Regions from separate parts of the Homo sapiens genome. Here region 1 is linked to region 2. The links are chromatin contacts, found by Hi-C or POLR2A ChIA-PET in ENCODE. All regions are on one chromosome and are shown on one strand. Each heading gives the region's core, a stretch centred on a gene start or an enhancer-like site at or near the end of the contact. The rest is flanking DNA. Distances are from core to core; before and after follow the strand shown.

The links. A loop is a pair of places that touch in the nucleus more often than their neighbours do. ChIA-PET counts read pairs that join two places held with the same protein, here RNA polymerase II (POLR2A). Pooled maps may share reads with other maps.
Region 1: a loop to region 2 is called in a map with no recorded cell type, with 20 times the contacts of the local background. The contact joins the promoter of CHFR here to the promoter of NOC4L in region 2. A Hi-C loop is called at or near these places in 1 of 37 single-sample maps with no recorded cell type and 8 of 50 pooled maps. POLR2A ChIA-PET finds 5 or more read pairs at or near these places in 3 of 52 experiments (BJ, Panc1 and activated CD4-positive, alpha-beta T cell).

The regions. Positions count from the first base shown.
Region 1 is chr12:132,883,707-132,890,449 of GRCh38, reverse strand. It overlaps CHFR (checkpoint with forkhead and ring finger domains), which reads left to right and starts at 2,845. Exons shown (of 18, transcript NM_001161346.2): 1 at 2,845-2,903; 2 at 3,110-3,254. The coding sequence starts at 3,122. CHFR-DT (CHFR divergent transcript) reads right to left here and starts at 2,608. Exons shown (of 2, transcript NR_110919.1): 1 at 2,518-2,608; 2 at 1,879-2,330. RefSeq lists enhancers at 449-1,249, 1,250-2,052, 2,389-2,798 and a silencer at 2,869-2,988.
Region 2 is chr12:132,143,198-132,150,033 of GRCh38, reverse strand. It overlaps NOC4L (nucleolar complex associated 4 homolog), which reads right to left and starts at 5,577. Exons shown (of 15, transcript NM_024078.3): 1 at 5,429-5,577; 2 at 5,060-5,180; 3 at 4,369-4,475; 4 at 2,646-2,753; 5 at 2,252-2,401; 6 at 2,055-2,154; 7 at 1,928-1,962; 8 at 1,375-1,425; 9 at 1,139-1,250. The coding sequence starts at 5,545. DDX51 (DEAD-box helicase 51) reads left to right here and starts at 5,715. Exons shown (of 15, transcript NM_175066.4): 1 at 5,715-6,041; 2 at 6,125-6,339. The coding sequence starts at 5,738. RefSeq lists enhancers at 5,495-5,794, 6,724-6,836 and silencers at 5,805-5,854, 5,925-6,124.

The DNA of each region.
Region 1 (6,743 bases), core at 1,596-4,095, 740 kb before region 2:
GTTCTTGCCCCCCAAAAAAGCATTACTTGCCACTAAGGGTGAAGGACCAAGGCAGGCGTCCCTGCATGGTCAGACACCTCTGAAACGTGGGTGAATAATCAGGCAGGCGTCCCTGCGCGATTAAACACCAAGGGAAGACTGTCTTCCCGAGTCCATGACCGGCGCCGGAATTTTGGGTTCATGGATAAAACGCGTCTCCTTTGTCTCTACCAGAAAAGGAAAGGAACTGAAATTAAGAGTAGGGAGAGATTAAAGTGTGGCACCAAGATTGAAAGGAGAAAGAGGTTGAAGGATAGTGAGAGAGGTGGGAGAAGAGAGTGAAAAGAGGCCATTACCCGATTTAAAATTGGTGAGATGTTCCTTGGGCTGGTTGGTCTGAGGACCTGAGGTCGTAGGTGGATCTTTCTCACGGAGCAAAGAGTAGGACAGGGGATTGATCTCCCAAGGGAGGTCTCCCGATCCGAGTCACGGCACCAAATTTCACTCGCGTCCATGTGAAGAGACGATCAAACAGGCTTTGTGTGAGCAATAAAGTTTTTTACTCACCTGGGTGTAGGCGGGCTGAGTCCGAAAAGAGAGTCAGCAAAGGGCAGATAGGGGTAGTGGGGCCGTTTTATAAGATTTAAGTAGGTAAACGAAAATTACAGTCAAAGGGGGGTTGTTCTCTGGTGGGCAGGGGTGGGGGTCACAAGGTGCTCAATGAGGGAGCTTTTTGAGCCAGGATGAGCCAGGAGAAGGAATTTCACAAGGTAATGTCATCAGTTAAGGCAAGGACCGGCCATTTTCACTTCTTTTGTAGTGGAATGTCATCAGCTAAGGCAGGAACAGGCCATTTTCACTTCTTTTGTGATTCTTCAGTTACTTCAGGCCATCTAGGCATATATATACATGCAGGTCACAGGGGATGCGATGGCTTAGCTTAGGTTCAGAGGCCTGACATGATCCACCTGCCTCAGCCTCCCAAACTGCTGGGATTACAGACGTGAGCCACTGCGCCCAGCCGGTTTTACACCTTTTAGGGAGAAAGTTCATAGATGGATTCAAAGATTTTCTGATTGGCACTTGGTTGAAAGAGTTGTTATTATCTAAAGACCTGGAATCAATAGAAAGGATTGTCTGGGTTAAGCTAAGGGAGACAAAGTTTCTATTTTGTTATTTTTTTTTTGACAGGGTCTCTGTTGCCCAGGCTGGATTGCAGTGGCACAGACTGTGGTTTACCGCAGCCTTGTCCTCCCGGGCTCAAGGAATCTGCCCACCTCAGCCTCCTGAATAGCTGGGACTATAGGCATGTGCTGTCATCATGTCCAGCTAAGACGGGGTCTCCCCATGTTGCCCAGGATGGTCTGAATTCCTGGGCTCAAGCGATCCACCCACCTCGGCCTCCCAAAGTGCTAGGATTACAGGCTTGAGCACCACCACTCTGGCCATTCTAATGCAGATGCCGCTCCAGGCAGCAGGCTTCAGAGAGAATAGATGGTAAACTTTTCTTATCAGAGTTAAAAAGGTGCCAGAGTCTTACATTCTCTCCTGGATCAGGAAAAGATGTGGAAAAGGAAGGAGATTCTCTACAAAGTAGATTTCCCCCAGGAGACAGTTTTGCAGGGCTACGTAAAACTATGTTAAATAAATACATGTCAGGGTAAAATACTTCGTTTTCTTCCAGGGCCTGCTATTTGTCATGTGATGTATCTTAATGCTACAGACCGTTTGGTCAGCCTTAAGTTGTCTGTTTTAACGTCGACGCTGGTCAGTTATACCTGAATTCCAAAGGGAGGACAGTATAATGGGACATATCCAAACCCTGCTTCCCATCAGGGACTGAACTGGTTTTTCAGATTAACTTTGGCGTTGAGAGACTCAGTTCATTCAGTTGGTTGGGGAGGCTTACAATTTTATTTTTGGTTTACAAGGTATAGATAACTATGCCTATACCTATATATACAAATGTTTATATATGTATATATGTGTGTATATATGGTTTGTTTTACACAAATGGATGCCTACTTTATTTATTTTGGTAGCGATGAGGTCTCAGGCTAATCTCGAACTCCTGGGCTCGAGATCCTCCTGCCTAGGCCTTCCAAAGCACTTAGATTACAGGCGTAAGTCACTGCGCCCGGTCCTGCTTCACCCTCTTAAAACCGCCCTTGGGGGCTCCTCATGAGTGCAGACATTGGCGCGTTCCTCCAAACCGCACAGACTCCCCCTGCGTGGACGCGTCTCGCCGTCTTTACTCCTCTTTCGCCGACCTTTCACTTTCAGGGAATACCCTCTGGCGCCCTTCTCTGGAGCACACACGTGAACGCCGCCGGATTCCAAGAAGTGAGATACTGAGGCAAAAGTTACGCGCGTTCAGAACAGGAAGACCCCGCAAAACGCCGGCCAAGACGTGGCCCCGCGTCCACCCTGCCCACAAGCAGCCGCTCCCACTCGCGGACCGCGCCCTGTGCCTCAGACTTCGGATCTGTGTGATCCACTGTGTGCAACTGTACCCGAAAGGGTCCCCACGTGCACTACCTCGTGACAACTAAGATGGACCGTCTTCTACTCCTAGGAGTCATCCCCAGATTAGCGGGGCTCTCAGAATCCTTGGGGCTTCCAATCCGGAAGTTCCCCGTCCCTTCTGCCCCAACATAACATGGCGCCGACCGCAGCCACTTCCGTGATCCGCAGGCGACGAAGTCGCCTGGTCAGGATCAAAGATGGCCGAGCGCCCTCCACGCGCCTACTCTCGCGGGCCACTCCCGGCTCCGCTTTAGCTGCCGCTCTTGGTGAGCGCCGCCGCCAGCCAATCGCGGGGCGCAGAGGCCTCTGGCCCCGCCCCGCGGATCAGCTGAGGGAGCCGCAATGTCTCTTGACAGCGGCGGCGGCGCAGCCGGTTCCGGGTTCGGCGCGGGGCGGGGGTAAGCGCGGCTGGCGAGGGGGCTGCGGCGGGCGGCGAAGGGGGACCTGGTTGCGGCCGTGGGAGGGGGCGCCCGCCGGCGTCCAGGCCGGGCTGCGGGGCTGCGTGGGCGCGGGCGGCCGGGCCGGGGCCCGCGGGGTGGGGCGGGCGCCGAGTCTCGGCCTCTGGGGTCGGGAGTCTCCATGGGCGTTTCCGGGGTCTCCGCAGATGTGAATCCCGATGGAGCGGCCCGAGGAAGGCAAGCAGTCGCCGCCGCCGCAGCCCTGGGGACGGCTCCTGCGTCTGGGCGCGGAGGAGGGCGAGCCGCACGTCCTCCTGAGGAAGCGGGAGTGGACCATCGGGCGGAGACGAGGTGCGGGGCTGAGGCCGGGGCCGGGGGCCGGGGCCGGGCAGAGCCACCGGGTTGCGGGCAGGCCACACGGGCGGCGGTGCAGTGTGCGCTCCAGATTTTTCCGTGGAGTGAAATGTCATGTAAGAACTGGTATTTATTCGGTGTTCTGCCCACCGATTCTTGCGCATGATTCACGCACATCATTTAGCCTTCGTTACAACTGTATAAGTTAGTTGTGTTCATATACTCTCCAGAATGCAATATTGTCACGTTCGTTGCCGTACAGAGTATCTTTTCTGACTGTAATGGAACGAAATTAAAAATAATAGAAGGAAAAGTGGAAAATTCACAGATATGTGGACATGAAACACCACACTCTTAAAGCAACCGGTGGGTCAAATAAGTCTTTACAACGGGGACCTTGTTTTGAGACAAATGAAACAAAAATAGAATACACCAAAAGGTATTTAGGATGCAGCCAAGGCAGTACTCAGAGGGAAATTTATAGCTGTAGTGCTTATATTAAAAAAGATCTCAAGTCCCAGCCCCTAGAATATTTATTTATTTAATAAACCTGGAAAGCTAAAAACTTGAACAAAGTCATACAACGGGTGAGAGAAAGTTCCCTCAGCCTCCACATTCACTGCCTCCAGTCTCCCAAGTGACCATCTGGTTGTTTGATTTCCTCTGAAGCCTTTGTATGGGGAGAGAAATGCGCTGGTCCTGTCAACAAAAATGTTTAGTTTGTCTGAAAATTAATGAATTAGCTCCGACATTATACTCTAAAAAGGAGCGAGGATGGGAAATATTTGCTGTTTGGAAGCAATTTTTTTTTTTTTTTTGGTTAATTTCACCCCTTATAATGTGCTTGCACCTGGTTTTTTTTGTTTTTTTGTTTGTTTTTTTGAGATAAGAGTCTTGCTCTGTGGCCCAGACTGGGGTGCAGTGGTGTGATCTCAGCTCACTGCACCCTCTGCCTCCCGGTTCAAGTGATTCTCCCGCCTCAGCCTCGGAGTAGCTGGGACTACAGGCGTGCGCCACCATGCCTGGCTAATTTTTGTATTTTTAGTAGAGATGAGCTTTCGCCATATTGCCCAGGCTGGTCTTGAACAACTGAACTAAAGTGATTCACCTGCTTCGGCCTCCGAAAGTGCTGGGATTACAGGTGTGAACCACTGTGTCTGACCTGGTTTTGTTTTTTGGGGTGTTTTGGTAGTCTTACATTCCAGTATCAAGTCAAAGTTTATTTTACAACTTTGAAAGTATTTAGATATCATCATAACATATCAAAATTATCCCTTTAAGACAAGAGGAAGTATTTGAAGATTTTTCCCTTTGTCTTTACTTGATAGACTAGGAGGTTTGGTGAAGAGCAGAGGCCCTAGAGACAAATTATGTGGGTTTCCAATCTGTCAACACATTACTCTGGGCTAACGACATCTTTCTGCGCCTATGTACCTACTTCATAGATTTGCTCTGAGGAGTTAATGAGATCATACACGGACTGCTTAGAAGGAACTTTAGCGTTAGCACTTAGCATTAGCCATTGTTATTGTAACATGTTATACATGTTATTACATGGTAGGACATTACATGTTAAGACAAGGAGAGAAAATATGTCGTTGAGTTTATCTTTTAATAGGAACGATTTTAGTGAATTTATAAATAATGTTGCCAGCAAAAACTTTAAGATTATTGTATTAGTTTGTTCATACTACCATAGCAAAATACTACATTCTGGGTGGCTTAAGCAACAGAAATTTATTTATTTATTTATTTATTTATTTATTTATTTATATATTTTTTGAGACAGAGTCTCACTCTATCACCCAGGCTGGAGTGCAGTGGCGCGATCTCGGCCCACTGCAAGCTCCACCTCCCGGGTTCTTGCCATTCTTCTGCCTCAGCCTCCCGAGTAGCTGGGACTACAGGCGCCCACCACCACGCCTGGCAGTGGTATTTTGTATTTTTAGTAGAGACGGGGTTTCACCATGTTAGCCAGGATGGTCTCAATCTCCTGACCTCGTGATCTGCCTGCCTCAGCCTCCCAAAGTGCTGGGATTACAGGCGTGAGCTATCGCGCCCGGCCAGAAATTTATTTTTTATTTTATTTTATTTTTTTAATTTTTGAGATAGAGTCCTGCTCTGTCACCCAGGCTGGAGTGCAGTGGCATGATCTCGGCTCACTGCAACTTCCCTCTTCCAGGTTCAAGCGATTCTCCTGCCTCAGCCTCCCGAGTAGCTGGGACTACAGGCACGTACCACCACACCTGGCTTATTTTTTTCTATTTTAGTAGAGATGGGGTTTCACTGTGTTGCCCAGGCTGGTCTCGAACTCCTGAGCTCCAGCAATCTGTCTGCCTCGGCCTCTCAAAGTGCTAGGATTACAGGTGTGAGCCACTGTGCCTGGCCAGAAATTTATTTTCATGGTTCAGGAGGCTGGGAAGTCCAAGATCAAGGTGTTGGCAGATTGGGTTCCTGGTGAGGGCTCTCTTGGCTTGCAGGTGGCCACTTTCTTGCTGTGTCCTCACATGGCAGAGAGGGGGACTCTGCTTGCTCTCTCTGCCTCCTCTTAAGAGGGCACCAGCCCTGTGACATCTGATTCCCACCTAGTGACCTCATTTAACATTTATCAGCTCACAGGCCCCATTTCCAAATACAGTCACATTGGGGATTAGGACTTAAATATATGAATTTTAGGGGGGTACAGACACTCAGTTACAAACATTCAGTTCCTAACAGTTGTAGAACTTGATTATTTTATTTATTTATTTTATATATATATATGTATTTTTTTTTTTGAGACGGAGTTTTGCTCTTATTGCCCAGGCTGTAGTGCAGTGGTGCCTTCTTGGCTCAACCTCCAACCTCCCGGGTTCAAGCAATTCTCCTGCCTCAGCCTCCCGAGTAGCTGGGATTACAAGTATGTGCTACCACGCTCAGCTACTTTTTGTATTTTTAGTAGAGACGGGGTTTCTCCATGTTCGTCAGGCTGGTCTTGAACTCCTGACCTCAGGTGATCCACCCGCCTCGGCTTCCCAAAGTGCTGGGATTACAGGCGTGAGCCACTGTGCCCGGCCTGATATATTTATTTTTTGAGACGGAGTCTTACTCTGTCACCCAGGCTGGAGTGCAGTGGTGCGATCTTCACTCACTACAACCTGCATCTTCCAGGTTAAAGTGATTCTCCTGCCTGAGCCTCCAGACTAGCTGAGATTTCAGGCGTGTGCCACCACACCTGGCTAGTTTTTTGGTATTTTTAGTAGAGATGAGGTTTTACCATGTTGGTCAGGCTGGTCTTGAACTCCTGGCCTCAAATCAAATGATCCACCTGCCTTGGCCTCCCAAAGCGTTGGGATTACAGCCATGAGCCACCTCGCCCAGACAGAACTTGATTATTTTAAAGCAATGATGTGCCTGCCATTTATAAGGCATTATTTGGGGGAAAAGGGAAAGCCTAGGTAACGTGTAGGAAGGGGTGCAACAACCTTGTTTTCCCAAAGAGCTCTT
Region 2 (6,836 bases), core at 4,328-6,827:
GAGGGGATTAGGGGTGTGAGCGAGGCGGCGGCACTCACCGAGGGGATTAGGGGTGTGGTGTGAGTGAGGCGGCGGCACTCACCGAGGGGATTAGGGGTGTGGTATGAGCGAGGCGGCGGCACTCACCGAGGGGATTAGGGGTGTGGTAGGAGTGAGGCGGCGGCACTCACCGAGGGGATTAGGGGTGTGGTGTGAGCGAGGCGGCGGCACTCACCGAGGGGATTAGGGGTGTGGTGTGAGCGAGGCGGCGGCACTCACCGAGGGGATTAGGGGTGTGGTGTGAGCGAGGCGGCCGCACTCACCGAGGGGATTAGGGGTGTGGTGTGAGTGAGGCGGCCGCACTCACCGAGGGGATTAGGGGTGTGGTAGGAGTGAGGCGGCGGCACTCACCGAGGGGATTAGGGGTGTGGTGTGAGCGAGGCGGCGGCACTCACCGAGGGGATTAGGGGTGTGGTGTGAGTGAGGCGGCGGCACTCACCGAGGGGATTAGGGGTGTGGTGTGAGTGAGGCGGCGGCACTCACCGAGGGGATTAGGGGTGTGGTGTGAGCGAGGCGGCGGCACTCACCGAGGGGATTAGGGGTGTGGTGTGAGCGAGGCGGCGGCACTCACCGAGGGGATTAGGGGTGTGGTGTGAGCGAGGCGGCGGCACTCACCGAGGGGATTAGGGGTGTGGTGTGAGCGAGGCGGCGGCACTCACCGAGGGGATTAGGGGTGTGGTGTGAGCGAGGCGGCGGCACTCACCGAGGGGATTAGGGGTGTGGTGTGAGCGAGGCGGCGGCACTCACCGAGGGGATTAGGGGTGTGGTGTGAGCGAGGCGGCGGCACTCACCGAGGGGATTAGGGGTGTGGTGTGAGCGAGGCGGCGGCACTCACCGAGGGGATTAGGGGTGTGGTAGGAGTGAGGCGGCGGCACTCACCGAGGGGATTAGGGGTGTGGTAGGAGTGAGGCGGCGGCACTCACCGAGGGGATTAGGGGTGTGGTGTGAGTGAGGCGGCGGCACTCACCGAGGGGATTAGGGGTGTGGTAGGAGTGAGGCGGCGGCACTCACCGAGGGGATTAGGGGTGTGGTAGGAGTGAGGCGGCGGCACTCACCGAGGGGATTAGGGGTGTGGTGTGAGCGAGGCGGCGGCACTCACCGAGGTCGCAGGCGCGGGTGAGGAAGTCGATCATGAGCGTGGGCTGCGCCAGCTGCGGCAGGATGGCGTCATGCACAATCAGCAGCACCTTCTTGTAGAGGCTGAGGGGCAGCTGGGCGGGGGCCGGCAGGTGGGGGTGAGGGGCGGGTGGGCGGGGGCCGGCGGGTCGGGGTGAGGCCTCCGCCCTGGGGGAGACCCGGATGCCGCCCCCGCCCCCTCCCCGGCCTGGCCCCTACCTTGTGCTTGAGGAAGCTGAGCCACATGGCCTGGAAAACCCTCCTGTGCTCCTGCAACGGGGTCCAGACTGCACTCGCCGCCCTCCCCACCCCAGACCAGAGCCCGAGCAGCTGCCAGGGCACCCCGAAGCCCAGCCTGAGCCAACACAAGCCTGCTCTCCACTTTTCTGACCCTGCCTTCCTTCTTCCTGTCCCCATTCAAGTCAGGTACGCCTTGCCCTCGAGGCTGGAGTCTCAGAACAGCCAAGAAAGCAGCTTTGGCAAGACCATGGCCAAGAGGGGGGCTGCGCCCAAAACAGCCCACGGGGCCCACAGGTGGCACCAGAGGCTTGACTCCAAGAGGCGGCGGTGGCCTCTGACCCAAGGGAGGGTCCCGAGTTCACAGGTCTCGTCACCTCCCACACTTCGAGTGACCTGGTGGCCGTGCAAGCTGCCACCTGTACCCTGGGAGTTTCCTCTGGTGAGGAAGGCGGCAGCCTCCATGGGGTCTCACATGCACCCCACACACACCCCCAAACCCGGGAGGGTGCCCGGCTCTCCAGAAGCAACTCACCTTCAGGTGAGCAACCTTCCAGGTGTCCCACAGCTCTGCAGGGAAAGCGAGGGCAAAGGTCACCTGACCCGCAGGGGAGGCAGACCAAGGCTCAGCCCTGTCCGCCCCTGACTCTCAGCACACTCACCCGCCCGCTTCACATAGAAGCTGGAGACGGTGGGCTCCCGGCGGGGCAGGCTCACGGCAGACAGCAGCGTGAAGGCATTGTTCCAAAAGGCGGGGGGCACCTGCGGAGCCTGGCCTGAGTGCCTGGACGCCGCCCCCCAGTCCCTGCCTCCCTGGGAGGCAACAGCATGATGCTGGCGACAGGACCCCATCACCCACCTCGGGGTGCTGGCCAGTGACCCGGGCCACGGCATCCACGGCTGCCTGCATGGTGTGGTAGCGGGTGTCGTCGTAGTCCAGGTACTCCCGGAACTGGGACAGGAGCAGGCTCTGGTCCTCCTCAGGAGACAGCAGGCCTCCCACCACCAACTAGGGGCAAGGACCAGTGAGCAGCCCTGCCCGGCCCAGCATACGCCAGCAAGGTCCAGGCAGGCAGCCCTGCCCCATCGAGCCCCCCAGGCAGACTCCTCCTGGTTGGGTGGGCCACAGGAGCCACAGGAGTGTCCCAGCCAACAGCCAGGCTCAGCTCAGCAGGCCCCGCCCCCACTACGGGGCCATCCTGGGATCTGGCCAGCCAGCCAGGCCCTCTGGGAGTCCCCAGCAAGGCCCTCACCTTGAAGAGCTCTCGGGGGAACAGGTAGTTGCCTTCCCACTTGGACTTCTCCAGGGGGTGCGCTCCTTCCAGCTGCACGAACTTCAGGAGTGCGCTGAGGGCCAGCTCCTGGGAAGGGGGCAGTGCAGGGTGGCTGTGATGCCCTCACCCCACGGATGGGCCCAGAGCTCAGCCCAGTCAGGGAGCCCCTCCCATCTAGGCCCAGAGCTGAGAAAAGGGCGGCCGGGCCTTCTCTTGCTCCACACGCCACCAGATGCCACTCTGGGCTTCCGTGTCCCACCCATGACGTAGAGATGACAAGATCTCTAGTTAAAGAGATCCAGTGCTCACGACAGAGTCTGGCGGGGGAAGGGTACACAGCCCAGGTCTGCTTTATGGGCCACCTGACTGCTCTCTCGTCACCTGTGTCACGGGAATGCCACCATAACCCTTGGGAACAGCTGTGAAAACACAGGCGTGTGATGCCAGCATGGTGCCCAACTCAGACCCAGGCTTGGAAGCTCTCATCTCGGGGTGGCAAACTCAGTGCTTTCAGGGCCCAGGCAAATGACACCACAAAGCAAAAGAGCCTCGTGCGGGATGACAGGAGCACACGGCTGTCTCAGAGCTGTCTCTGACTCTCCCTCCAGCCAATCGCAGCCATGAACAAACTTAGACCCCGTGTTGACAGAACTGATTATTTCTTTCTGAGAAGGTGGAAACTGGTTATTTTCACGTGGTATCTCCCCAACATTTAAAAGTCTGCAGCTCGGCTATAATTATAGACAGACGTGTTGGCGAGGATGTGGAGTATGGAACTCTCAAATGCTGCCAGGGGGAGGGTAAGATAGCGCAGCTACTATGGAAAACAGTCTTGTAGTTCCTCAGAACATTAAAAACACAGCTGCTGTGTGGCCTTGTAATTCCACTGATAAGGCATATTCAAGCAAAAGAAACATCACACAAGAGTTTGTACGCGAACGTTCACAGTCCGCTGTTCGTAACAGCCAAAGGTGGAAACGACGCAAATGCCCAGCAACCTACGAGCGGCTGAACGATACGTGCTGTGCTATACGACGCGCTGCTACTCAGCCACAAAGAGAACGAACTTCGAACACGCCGATGAGTGGAAGAAGCCACATACCGTATGATCCCCCTTATGAGGAGCGTCTAAAAAAAGCAAACCCATTGATCCAGGAAGTAACCACTGATCCAGGAGTGGCTGCCTGGGGCTGGGGGTGGAAAGGGGCGGGATATGGAAGCGATGGTAACTGGTACAGGATTTCTTTTCGGGGCGATAAAGATGTTCTGGGATAGCGGCAACCACTGCACAACACAGTAACAGATGCTAACTTCTCAGCTTTAAACGGTAAACTGTGCCTCAGTTATTCCTCACTACAGATTTTAAGAAAGCTCATAATGCATTCCCATGGCTGCAGACCACAGTGTGATCTGAGCAAACACATCTGTGGACTGGCACGAGGCTTGGTGTGCGTGCTCTATGCAAACACAGAGATCCCCGTGGATGCCACTGGAAATGAACACGGATTCTGCGTCTTCAATATTCACTACAGGACTCGATAGCCATGTTTCTGAATGGGACTGAACACCCACAGGGTGATGCTCCCATGAAGGAAGCAGCTTTGCCTGGACAATTGTGGGAGCCCCAGACCTCTGCTTTGTGGATAACCTGGGAGTTGGGGTGCAGGGGATGGACAAGGATGAGGCCAGCCCAATGACCCACCTTGACCTGAAAGGAGGGGTGGCCCAGGAGCTCTCCCAAGCGATTGCAGCAGCTGTGATAGCGGTGTCTCATCCACACCTTGTACTTCCGTGTGGCTCCCTGGGACCCTGCAGACAGGTTAGGGTGGTCAGCCCACGTGAGGCCCACATACGCCACCCTGGGCCCAGCCCAAAATCTCAGGCCTGGCTCCACCCTCCCATTGTCTTCTACTCAGCCTCCGCAGGTGGAAACAGGTCGCTAAGGCCCCCAGACCTGTGCTGAGACCAGCACATTCCCTGAGCCCTGCAAACAGGAAGAGCACCTCCTACCCCAGGACTGCCCCAGCCAAGCTGCCAGGAGCAGGATCCACATCCCCTCTCTTTACTCCAAGACCTGACGTCCCCAGGATGGGGACATAAAGGAAGCTCCGAGTTTAAGCGACCGTGTCAGGATCAGTCAACATCAAATTACAAAAGGGGTGCAAAGCACACAAAAAGTCGTACCTTGTCCAGTGTTCATCTACACTCAGCTGCAGGGCACCCATGTCACCCCTGCCCCAACGCCACCATCCATCTTCCACGGTGGGCTTGGTGCGTCCTCCCACCAGCCTGCACGGCCTGTGCCAGGGTTGGGGGCGCTCATCCCATGGTGACAAAGCCTCCCTCCGACCCACGGAAAGAGAAGAGCAGCCCCGGGGCCCTCCAGGGCTCACCTGTCATGACCATCTCCTCAGAGGGCAGCTGGCCCACAAACAGCTCTCCCCGCTCCAGCAAGGCCCCGAAAAGACGGCTGCACGTGCGGACTGCTTCCTGGATCTCCTCCTGGTCCTCAGACTGCAGGAGAGGCGGCGGCAGGGTGCCCGGCCGCCAACTGTCACCTTCGCCCCTGCCTAGGCTGCCCCCAACCCGTTCCCTTCCCCCTCGGGACGCCAGCCCCGTCACCCCCGACCCGTGACCCACACGCCTCCCACCCTGACCCCCCAACGCCGTCTCGGAACCTCCTGGGGACCTGCCGCCGCAGCCCCCCATTCAAGTCCCGCTCCCGTGCCGCGACTCCGGCCCTGCGACGCCGCCAGGCCCACCTGCAGCACGGCCAGGATGTCGAACACGGCGTTGGCCTCACTGCGGCTCGCCAGCACCGCCTCCAGCCGGCGGCCCAGAGCCCGGCGAACTCCCGCGGCGCCCGGCTCCCGCTCCATGCCGCCCCCAACACGGAACAACGCGGATTCTCAGCCGCCGGCGCTCCCGTGACGTCACCACTGCGCGTAGAACCCGACGTCATCTCTACGCGCCGTACCCCAACCCCATCTTTTGCGCGGAGCCCGAGTCGCAGGCGTGCCGCCGACGTCATCGCAGCGCGCCACGCCCGAGTCCCAGGCGTGCGGCTGGCCATGGCGCTGTTCTACGTCGCGCGGTACCCGGGCCCCGATGCGGCAGCTGCGGCGGGGCCGGAGGGCGCGGAGGCCGGGGCGCACGGCAGGGCCCGCGCGCTGCTCGAGCGGCTGCAGAGCCGGGCCCGCGAACGGCAGCAGCAGCGGGAGCCCGCGCAGACCGAGGCGGCTGCATCGACCGAGCCGGCGACCAGGAGGCGACGGCGGCCCCGGCGGCGGCGGCGGGTGAACGACGCGGAGCCGGGGAGCCCGGAGGCGCCGCAGGGAAAGCGACGGAAGGCGGACGGCGAGGACGCGGGCGCAGGTGGGCCGCGGGGCGAGCGGGCTCCCTCTGGGGCGCCGGCGACTCGGTGCTGACGCGCTGCCGGGTGGGTGTCTGCCTCGCAGAAAGCAACGAGGAGGCGCCAGGGGAGCCCAGCGCAGGGAGCAGCGAGGAGGCGCCAGGGGAGCCCAGCGCAGGGAGCAGCGAGGAGGCGCCGGGGGAGCGCAGCACCAGCGCCAGCGCCGAGGCGGCCCCAGATGGACCGGCCCTGGAGGAGGCGGCCGGACCCCTGGTCCCCGGCCTGGTGCTGGGGGGGTTCGGGAAGAGGAAGGCGCCGAAGGTGAGCCTCGGCGGGCGGGAGGGTGGTCGGCGTGAGAGGGTAGGCTGCGCGGATTCTTAAGTGCGGCGGTCGCCCCGGAAGATTTCGTTCAGCGAATGTTCCCGGGTCACAGCCGCGCCTCGCTGCCAGGTCTGCAGTTTCATCGCCTAGGGGTCTGGATCCTGCACGTGCAGAGCTCCCGTTTCCTCTGCTAGGCTTGCCCCTGTCCTCCCGCCGCGCCGCGCCAGTTCTGCAAGATGTGTTTGCGTGAACGTGCGGGGTTTCCTGCTGTGCGCTCACCGCCTCAGGAGTAAGTCAGAGGCCGTTCTGCAAGCTCCTGACCGTTGGTGTTTTTGCTTAGCACGTGTGGTTTTCGGTAAAGAGATTTCCGGCGAGACAGGTGAAGAAAGCGAGAAGTTTGACAGAGTGCTCGGGCACCTTAGGTAGGGCAGGTGGAGGAGGTTCTCTTTGAGTTGGGATGCAAAGACTTGAAGCCAGGTCAAGGTTGGGGGTTGGGG